2 separate regions of the Homo sapiens genome follow, and region 1 is linked to region 2. The links are chromatin loops, found by intact Hi-C in ENCODE. Cell type or tissue: mammary epithelial cell. All regions are shown on one strand. Links, peaks and the distances in the headings refer to the core of each region. The heading gives the core; the rest is flanking DNA. Region 1 has its middle 24 kb from the start of SPTLC3. Region 2 overlaps SPTLC3 (serine palmitoyltransferase long chain base subunit 3).

The links. Peaks named below come from ENCODE experiments on the same cell type or tissue, not always from the same donor. Only the 100,000 strongest peaks of a DNase experiment are listed, where the experiment ranks them.
Region 1: it touches region 2 in a loop (3-fold over the local background); 3 of 110 quality-filtered maps call a loop at or near these places.

What each region holds. Positions count from the first base shown.
Region 1 is chr20:12,982,738-12,988,129 of GRCh38, forward strand. No RefSeq gene overlaps it. Among named protein-coding and RNA genes, the nearest start is that of SPTLC3, 24 kb to the right of the region's middle. In mammary epithelial cell, for the core only: no CTCF peak of the experiment used is centred there; a DNase peak (open chromatin) is centred at 2,374; H3K27ac peaks cover 775 bases.
Region 2 is chr20:13,027,674-13,033,065 of GRCh38, forward strand. All of the region lies in intron 1 of SPTLC3 (serine palmitoyltransferase long chain base subunit 3), which reads left to right. Among named protein-coding and RNA genes, the nearest start is that of SPTLC3, 21 kb to the left of the region's middle. RefSeq lists an enhancer at 1,808-3,007. In mammary epithelial cell, for the core only: no CTCF peak of the experiment used is centred there; DNase peaks (open chromatin) are centred at 558 and 2,518; H3K4me3 peaks cover 155 bases; H3K27ac peaks cover 3,177 bases.

The DNA.
Region 1 (5,392 bases), core at 129-5,128, 45 kb before region 2:
TATATTTTATTTTTCCATAAAGCATTTATACAACTTTTAGTATATCAATCCCTAAGTAATTTATATTTTTATGTTTCTTTTCCTAAATGGCATATGTTAAAATTGCTTCATACAATTAATCACTATCGGTTTATGACTATTCAATTAATTTTATATTTTGATTTGTATCCAGCTACCTTATTAATTCTATTATTATTTCTAATATTTAACTAAACTTTCTTTTAGGTGTATAATATAGACAATTGTATCATCTATGAATAATGAAGATTTTATTTTCGCCTTTCAGATATTCATCTTACCTGCTGATCCTTCAAAGATCTCTAGTATCATCATGAAAAGAAATTACTATAGCAGGCATTTTTTCTTGCTATTAATCTTACAAGAAATTCTTTCAATCTACCACCATTGCTAGTTTGCCGAGAGGTTGTTTTGTGTTTTGTTTTCATTAATGAATGGTAAATTTTGTCAGATGATTTTTCTGCATCTATTGAGATGATCAGATATTTTTCTCCTTTAATTTGCTAATGAAATAAATCACATTGATAAGTTATCTAATATCAGACTGAGATAAGCAAACCTGGCAATGATAAATATTATAATTTTTATATTTTGCTGGATTTGGTTCATTAATATCTAGTTGAGGGTATTCCTAACTGTGCTAGTAAGTAAAATTACCCTGTAATATTCATGGTTTTGTCAGAATTTGGTATCAAGGTAACTTCGTTTCATCCATGAGTAGGATAGCATTTCTGTTTTTAATATACTCTGGTATAGATTGTATAATACCTGAACTATTTTTCCTAAGAATGTCTAGTAGACCTCACTGAAAATGTGGGGTTAGTGCTTTCACTGAAAATTTGGGGCTAGTGCTTTCTGTGTGGGGAGTTTTTTAGCTTCAAATGTAAATCTTTTGAAGTTTCTAGCTATATCCAGGTTTTCCTTTGACAGTGGGTCCAGTTTGGATTACTTGCATTTCCTTGGAAATTACCAATTTCAGCTAAGTTTTCAAATTAATTGGCATATATTATTCTATATTCTATATCAGGCCATTTTTCTTCTATCTGCTGGTTTTCATCAGTGATATCACCTTTCCTTGTGCATTGTGAATTTTTGAACTGTGAGCTACTAATTTTTATTTGAAATTTAATCTCTGGGAATTTTTTAATGTCAGTTTGAATTCGAGGTTTTACAAAAGGATATACATTTTCATCTGCCAGGTGCCTAAGGGTATTACCAAATTGCTACCACTTACATTAGAAGATCTGAGTGACATTTTCTAGACTGCACAGGCAGTGTTAAAATGAACTAAAACCCACTTCAGAGCTGGTTTATGATTACATATTTTTAGAAGAGACTTCTTCATTCAACACTAAGGTTAAAAACCACAAGCTTTATTGATGTTCCTTTCTGCACAGAGAGATTTTCTTTCCTAGTTCACCTTACCTCCAGGGGCATAGCCCTTAAGGATCCAAGCATTGCGCAATCTCCTAAGAGACTTTCACTTTGAGTGGGCCCTAAAATTTACCTCCCATACCCTGTATCCAGAGAGCTAATCAAAAGCTCAAGTTCCCCCACGCTTCTTAGAATCCCTTAAGGAAGCTCCAGCTGCAGTGTTTACCTGAATTATAAGATTCTGCTTTCACTTCTATGTGGAGGCTGCAGCTTGCAGATTCTTTTTTTCCTAATGCCAGCTCAATGAAGCACTTACATAATTTTTTTAAAAAAAAATTCCATCCAACATTTTCATTGCTTCAGTTAGAAGAGTTATTTAGTGTATCTAATCTAATCTGGTAAATTGCCCAACCCACTTCTTTCATCCTTATTGAATAAATCAGTGCTGCCAAACAGAACTTTCTGTGATGATAACTGACCAATTCAGAAGCCACCAGCCACATGTGGTAATTGAGCAATTCTTTTATATGACTTTTTCCCTGGCTATGGCATTCTGAATTGTGTAGCCAAGCATCTCCTCTACTCTTCTATATGGAATTCTAAGTTTTACCTCATAGGAACATTATGTGTCAGCACCGTCAATGGGTGAATGAAGGTCTATTTCTGCACAGTTATAGAATGTAGCCACTAGCCACAAGTGGCTATTTAAATAAATTAAAATTAAGTGAAAATAAAAGTGCACTTTTAAAATCACGAGTCACATTTCAATTGCTCATTTTCTTTTTTGTAAGAGAAGAATTTCTGGATGTGTGGCATCTACCTGGACACATCACAACAAAGGATTTAGCATAGGTTGTGGGATTGCATAAGCCAAAAACAGAAACAGAGCATAGGAAATGGCAGGAGGCACTCCCCAAATGGCTTCATTAGAATGAATCTTATCTCTGCAGCCCTGGCCTTACCTACCAGCCCTAATGAGCCTGCTCTGACTCATACTGGCTTCCTTTCATGCCCAGACCCTTTCATGCCCGGACCCATAAACACTTATACCTGAGCTCTCATCATGGAGTCTCTCCTTGTTATCTCTGGCATCTAATCTCTCCTTGGAACCTCAGGGAATCAGCCATTCAGCAGTAGGCCCATTCATAGAGGGTCTCCTCCCAAAGCTGCTGCAACCGAACACACAAAATGTCTATTTCCTTAAGGAACATGGATGAGTGTTTAAACTGTATCTCTTTGTAGAGTTACATTCTGCATAGGATAGGCACAGTTGTATGAAAAGAGCCCTGGACTTAGGGTCAGGAGAAACCATTTCTAACCCCAGCTCTGCCATTAGCCAGTTGCTTGTCCAAGTCCCATGGCTGTCCTGGGTACAGTTTCTCCAACTGCAAAAGAAGAGTGTTCAACTCCATCAAAATAGAAATCCCTTTCCTGGAGTCTAAATGGGAAGATTGAGTTACTCAAAGCTCACATATATAAACAGGTAGGAGATTGGACATGTTAAGATTTTCTGTTTCTATGCTGCTGGGTCCTTGTAACGGGTCAATCTCATTAGAAGGAAAACCAACCTCAAACTGGTAACTGGGGACTTGATGATGAAAGTGGTATAAATGGGGACTTTGGGGACACAGTCTGGGGTCCATATTACACGATTATTCACAGTGCACCATAGGACCTTCCTCATTGACATGGAGAGAAAGGCAGCATTAACCTGGCAGGCCTGGTGGGGATTCCATGGGCCCAGGGCTCCTTCTCTTTTTGTTCCATCTGGAGCTTTTCAACCTGGCCATGGGGGGTGGTAGTTTTGAGCCCCCCAGTGTCACTATAGGACATTTCTTCCATAGCAATCATTATTATTCCTATTTCTCTTAGTTCCTCTACACTCCATCCTGAATGACCAGTTTTCTAGTTTAGGGAAAATTAAACACTTATTGTTTCCAAGAGTATTTCTGGGTCATTTCCTGGGATTTTTGTCCTCTCTTTAAGGATAATATTTTGTTTCCCATTAACATGCATGTCACTTCTATAAATGGAAACTTCTTCCACTTATTGACTGTCTGAAAAATTGGAAACCATAGGATAAACTTATTTTCAAATAACATGTCAGTAATATTTTCAAACAGTAGGCACTAAATTTAAAATTGTGTATTTGTTAGTTGGAAAAAAGTACAATAAACACACCATAGGGTACCCAAAAGTCTAGAAACATAGGTGAAATCATATACATACTATACATTATACAGATGGGGAAATTGAGTTTCAGGGTGGCTAAAAGCTCAGGGTTGGTAGGTAACAGATCAGATCCAGAATTCAAGCCCATATTGGTTTGCCTCCAAAGCTATGTAGCTCGTCCCACATTAGGTGTAAATATCTCAAATCAGAAACAGCCCCCTAACACGTGTATATAAGTTTTCTCATTGGGAGCTTATAAATAACAGTCCAACATACCAACCAATCACCTTGAGAGTGATTGAATGAAATTGAGATGCTTTCTTTAAATATATTTTACTGTATATATTTGAGGCTTACAAGATGATGTTATGGGATACATATAGATAATATGGTTACTTATTGAAGCAGACTAACCTATCTATCATCTCATAGTTATTTTTGTATGTGTGACAAGAGCAGCTAAAATCTACTTATTTAACAAGAATGCCTAATACAATACAATTTTATTAAGTTTAGTTCTCAGGTAGTATATGAGATCGCTAATTTGCTTGTCCTACATAGATGCTTTCAATGTACAATGGGAGAATTAAACTAAGCTTTGGCTACTTCAAGATGTAAAAAACAAATTATCTTTTCATTATCTTCTTTTTGTTTTGGTTTTTTTTTTTTTTCCTGAGATGGAGTCTGGCTCTGTTGCCCAGGCTGGAGGGCAATGGTGCAGTCTCAGCTTACTGCAACCTCCACCTCCCAGGTTCAAGCAATTCTCCTGGCTCAGCCTCCAGAGTAGCTGGGATCACAGGCGCTCACCACCACTCCTGGCTAATTTTTGCATTTTTTTTTTTTTTTTTTTTTTAGTAGAGATAGGGTTTCACCATGTTGGCCAAGCTGGTCTTGAACTCCTGACCTCAGGTGATCCACCCGCCTCAGCCTCACAAAGTGCTGGAATTACAGGCATGAGCCACCACGCCCAGCCTCTTTTCATTATCTTTTCTAAAGAATTTTCTGAAAACATTATCTTTTCTAAAGAATTTTCTGAAAACATTTGTTTACCTTTCAAAAGGAAACATTTTCATCCTAAAGCCAATTCTATGTACCATTAACTTGTCTTCATTCTATGACCTTACATGTATGTGTAATGTCCTCTATCAGAGGAAGAAATCTAGTCACAGGGTGCAGTCATGTCTAACTCGTTTATCCAATTTGTGGCACAGTCCCCTCAGCAGCTATGATGACATAGCCTTAAGGAATCATCAAATGTTTGAGCTGAACAAGACCTTATCATAGGCTATTCCAACCTCCCCACTTCACAGATTAGTAGATTGAGGCCCATTTATTCACTTGGCACTCACCTACCGTGTGCCTTCAATGGGTGAGAAAAAGATGAATTACCTCAAGACATCAAATGACACCCCATGCCAGAGTTGGAATAATCATATCAATAGTTGAGACAATGGTGATGAGAATGCTTAGGATTTAAATATAATAGCACACATTCGACATGAGTTATGAAGGTATTGAAGGCAAGAGGTTTTGTGAATACAAACTCAGTGAGTACAAGGGAAGGAAGCCTGGGGAATGTCTTTAAACATGAAGATCTGAGGACTTCAGAGAAATATTTCAAAGCTTATATAGCAATGCCGCTTAAGTTGGAGAAACATGACTTGATGGAATAGTTGAGCATTTAACAAAGTATTATCAAGATAAAGGCAAGCTGTGGGGCGGCCTGGTGCCCAAAAGGTACAAGGTGGAGCACATGAGGCTCTCCAGCCTTCAGACATCAAAAAGACATTTCTGCCCTGGGTGGAACCAGTTTCTCCAGACTCATATC
Region 2 (5,392 bases), core at 77-5,076:
CACACACGCAAAAGTGTCAATTTAGTTATTAAACTGCCCAGAGGAACAGCTTTGGGAATCAGTCTTACTAAAATTTTAAAAATCCATGCGATTCTAAAAGCCTCAAAGAATAATACTGATTTCTACCTAAGACTTTTATAGCTAGGCAGCAAAGTGATTTTACATGGCATATCAGATAGCAAAATTTTCTACAAATCTCTCTTAAACAATTATTTACCTTTGTCATCACATCTCTATGTTTTATATGATGTATATTTCTTAGAATACCTTCTTTGGAGTCTTTGACCAGCCTCAGCTCTATTCTTAAAATCTTGACATTACGAATGGTTAATTCTAGACCCAGCAAGGGCACACGAGTCAATTCACGCCTTGGTTCCTTTGTTGAGTTTGCCCAAGGCAGAGGCATTGATGACACGGTTGGAACTCTTGGGTTCTTGCAACATAACATGCTTTTCAACCACCTACTTTGATAATTAGTCCTAAGGAAACTTGGCTCCAGAACTTCTTACATATTAGAATAATAATGGCAGAACGGATATCAGATCTCAGAGAACCATGTTATATGATTTTTTTTAAGATCTTAGTAATACATTTCTCAACAGGACCAGAAGTTTCTGTTCACAAAGTGTGAAAGCTCAGGGGGCTGATGTCTGGTGATTCAGTCCAGTGGAATCAGACTTCAGAATTTCATAGACCTGTGAGTTTTTTTTAAGTGAATTATATTGTACCAAAGTTTTTATTCTGCCATGATTCAAAAGATCTAATAACCCCTTATCCACTATCACTATCGTCCATAAATTCACCCTAAAAGATATTATGGACATGATGTCTGATTAAGAGACAGTCCCTAGGAAGATGTCCATATATGTATATACTTGCAAGCATAATATACTTATATGTTACACATATATATCATTTTTAAATTTTACCATACATCAGTGAAAATTTTCATACATGTCTTTAAAGTGTTATAGACTAGTATTTAGGAACTATTAGACTAACCAACAAGTAGATACAAGATAAGAATGGACTATTCTTCTCTGCTGGTTTTGCATTTTGTCAAAACCAGGATCAAAGCCAACAACAGTAACTAGCTTCCACTTCCTTTAAGGCTGAATTATTTATGCTTTGTTCTCTCACAAGAGTGTGATATTCAGACCTGGAACACAGCCTTGGGACACTCGTATCCTTTACTGCTGATGAAGCTATTTGGCTATTATTTTAAAATAGGAAGCAACAGAGACTCAAACAGGTATAGTCACTTGCCCAAGATCTCAAAACGGCCAATCCAGGGCAAGACATGCCTGTGCCCTTTGCCTGTAACACTGTACTCCCTTACACATCACAAAACCAGAAACAAACTCCGAAGGAGCCCTTGACAGTAACACTATTTGTCCACCCATGCAAATGATTTGGGGCACCTGGAGATATCCCACAGCTGAAGTACATCTCGGGTTAGTTTGTTAGCTTATGACAGGAGGGGCTGGCCTTTTCTTTAAGAATCCATCCTTTCCCATTGGTTCATTCTTAGCAAGACAACTGAATCACGTCCCTACAGACTGAGTATAGTACTCAGAAATAAAAGTGCTCCACATGGTGACCTGCGAAAATGATTCAATGGTTGAATTAAACAAGTCACAGACATCAGTTCGCTTTTGTTAAGTATAATGTCAATCTTAATATTCCAGTCAGATAACTCATGCTTTTCACCTATTCACTTCTTTCGGCTCAGGAGCTATGATGGCTAAAACATGCCTGGTTATACAAAGCTGGTTGATTCAGGAGTATTGCTAGTCAAGATTAGCCTTGCTCTGGGAGAGGTTATTTTTTCCTATATTATATGGCACTTGAAAACAATTAATCAGATAATTATAATTATGATCATGGATATTATTAGACTTTTTGGAAGCAAATTAATAAATTGTTGTGGTGCCATTTTCTTAGCGAATTACTTGTTTGGAGACAATATACTTATTTTTCATGGAAGCAAAAGGCTTTCATGAAAAGTAAAATAACATGTGCTGCTTTCAGTGCAAACAAAAGATCTCAGCCAGGGAATCCGTATATTTCAACTAAGTGTAATCTGTAAGGATACATTCTGTCTTCAAAGGAAACCAAAAGATGAACCAAGTTATATGGGGTAATAGGCTATGTGCAGCCACACACCAATTCCTAATAAACACACAGAGAAGGGAACAGCTGCTGAATCCTTGGCAAGTTTCTCTCTTTCTAGGTCAGAGAGCCTTCTGCTTCTACATGTGGCTGAATAGCAGTCCCTGTTTGGTCTAGCATCAGGGGACAGGAAATTTTGGGTGGGACCTAGGTATAGTAGCTCAGCAAGGAGGTGCAAGAAGAAATTGGTTTATTTTGATTCAAAAAGAAAAACTGTGGTTTGTAATCCAAGTTCAGTCCACGGAGCTCAGCCAAATGACTGTCAGAACCACATTGCATGTGCCTCCAGGAGCCCCACCCTCATAATAACTCATCCATGAGTCACTGGCTGCCCCTACTGTGAAGAAATGCCACAGGGCACACCACACTGTGATGTCAAAACACACCTCTGTTGTTGGTTCATTCCTGTGGAATTTAGGAGACTAGCCTTTTGAATTTTGGTCAGAGACTTGAAATTTCAGAACCAACTAAGTAAGCTGGACTCATCAAATTTTCTTCCACCACGAATATAAAAGAGATTTTAAAATGACTAACCACAAATCACTGTGAACCACTGAATACGGGGGCTCCCTGGAGATCTATTTACCACATCATCTTCCAATGGCCCTTTCAAGAACCATGCCTGATCAGGCTACCATTTGTTTAAACTCATCAGTAGCTTCCCGTGTTAAGATCAAAGCTGCAATCCTTAACACAATTTGCCAGCCCTGCATCACCTCCTCAGCCTATTCATTCTTACATTTGTTCCTTCATTCATTAAATATTTACTGGACCCCTGTTACATGTCAGACACTGTTCTAGGAACTGGGGTACTACTAGCAATGGACAAAGTGGATGGAGGTCCTCCTCCTGGAACTGACATTCAGCCATGCCTGCCCCTCCCTATCCATGAGCTACCCCAACCGCACACCCTCCTTACCATTCCTCAAGCACTTCCTTCTGCCTGGAAGACTTTTTATTCCTGGTAAACTCCTACTGATTATTCAGATTTTATTTAAAACTTCATTTTCTTTGGGGAGGACCTTCTCTTTTTCTGAACTAGGTCAGATCCCATCCTATAACCACTCCACAGCACTCTTAATTACTTATAATTTTCCTTTTTCTAAATATTGTTCATCCGTATTTCCTTCCAGACCAAGGGTTGGCAGCCTTTGATAGATAGTAAATATTTTCAGCTCTGTAAGCTATTCAGTCTCTGTTACAACTACTCAACTCTGCCACTGCACCGGAAATGCAGCCATAGGCAATACATGAACAAATGGATACAGCTGGGTTTCAATAAAACTTTATTACAAAATTAGGCTGCGGGCCATAATTTGCCAACTTCTGGACAATAGAACTTCCTATGATGATGGAAATGCTCTATAAATGTCCTGTCCAGTAAGGTAGCCACCAACTACATGAGAATATTGAGCACTTGAAATGTGGCTAGTGCAATCGAAGATCTCAATCTCTAAACTTAATTTAAACTATTGAAATTTAAATGTAACTAACGACATATGGCTAGCAACAATTGTATTGAACAGCATAGATCTAAACCGTGAGAGCAGGGCCTCTGTCCCTCTTGCTCACACCATTTCACCTGAACCTAGCACACTAGCTGGCACAGAGTTGGTGCTCAATATATAATTTTGGAATGAATGAATGAACAGATGTATAAACATGAAATAAATTATCAAACTCCTTGTCTCCTTTTCACCACTGCTATGGCACTTGGCTAGACTTCTTGCTCTCTAGTCTTAAAAGGTTCTATTTTTGTTCTATTTTGCACATGGTTTCTCTCCACTAGCCCATGACCTCCATGAGGCTGGGTGCTGTAAGACACTACCCAAGTGATCTTTCCCATGCCCAACACAGGTACACGCACGTGGAAGTCAAGCTTTGCACAGTGTTTGCAGCTACTAGTATTCACCTGAGATGGAAAAAGACTAAGTCCCATGGGTACTCTATTTCTGAAATATGTTCCAGTTTGTCATGTCTTAAAGATCTAACTTTTATGTTTCTTTCGGGCTTTAACCCTGGTATGTGGATTTGAGAGGATCAACTTAGTCCTGTCTTTTCCCGCTTCATAACCTTAGGCAAGTTGCTTAATGTCCTTGTGTCTCTCTTATTACGTGAAGATGATTCTAATTCCATTGCAGTGATCCACCACCTACTTCTTTGGAATAGCATGTAAGTAAATAAGAGCATGTCCATAAAAGCTTTTGAGCACCTGAGAGATAAACATTGTTCTCACATGGCATTTTATAATTGGTCAAGAACGTGGTAGTTATTCTCAGAGATATAAAACCAATAGTACATTGTTTTCTCTGATTTATCAGAATAACTCAATAAAAGCTCTGTGTTCCTCAAGTGAGCCAGCCAGTTATAAACAAGATCAGAATAATGCAGCCATTGCAGGATGGTGAAGGATAGCCACTTAGCTCTAAAGCTGAAGTAAGTCCAATTGACTTAGAACCTTCACCCTAGCTGTCATTCCAAGTGGGGTCCAGTTTACAAATATTTCTGCCCTGCATTTCTTCTGCAGTTCTGATAGGGGAACATCCCAATGAAAGCACACCTTTCTTTCACAACTACCTGAAAGACAAAGTCTGGCTTACCCTGCTATCAAAGGCGTTCCATTATTCAATTCCAGTGGACTCTATACAGCTTATCACCAAGTATATACCATTCAAGGCCCAGCCAGAGGCCCATGCAAGGCCATGTTCCCTCATTTCCACCCACCAATGGGTGCCCACACTGGTCCTCCTATCCTGGAAGGTCTTTACCACCTCTCTTAACTTTCCCAGTCTTGGCTCTCCCTCATTCACTCATTTCTTCAGCAGATATTCACTAAACACTCTGCTGGGGACTCAATTTAGACCCCTCCATGCAATCCTGCCTTTTGTGGGAATCCTTCATCCTTCACTCACCACTCTGGCTGCACCTTGCTGAAGCCTTGGCCCTCCTCAGATCCTCACTGTTTTGTTGGCTGACTTCTCAGGTGGTGAATGGGAAACTCAAGATGATGGGAAATTAAATTAACCTCTTATGAACTGACCTGATTAATCAATAGAAAGAAAGGGCTGGAGTAGCTAATATAGGAAAACTTGACCCCTCAAAGTTTCCATATTTGTAACTTATCACTCTCTTTGACTTCTGGGGTCAGTGAAGCCTAACACTTACAAAGACATGCTCAATCAATCAAGAACTAAGACTTGGGTCTTCTACAGAGTTAATT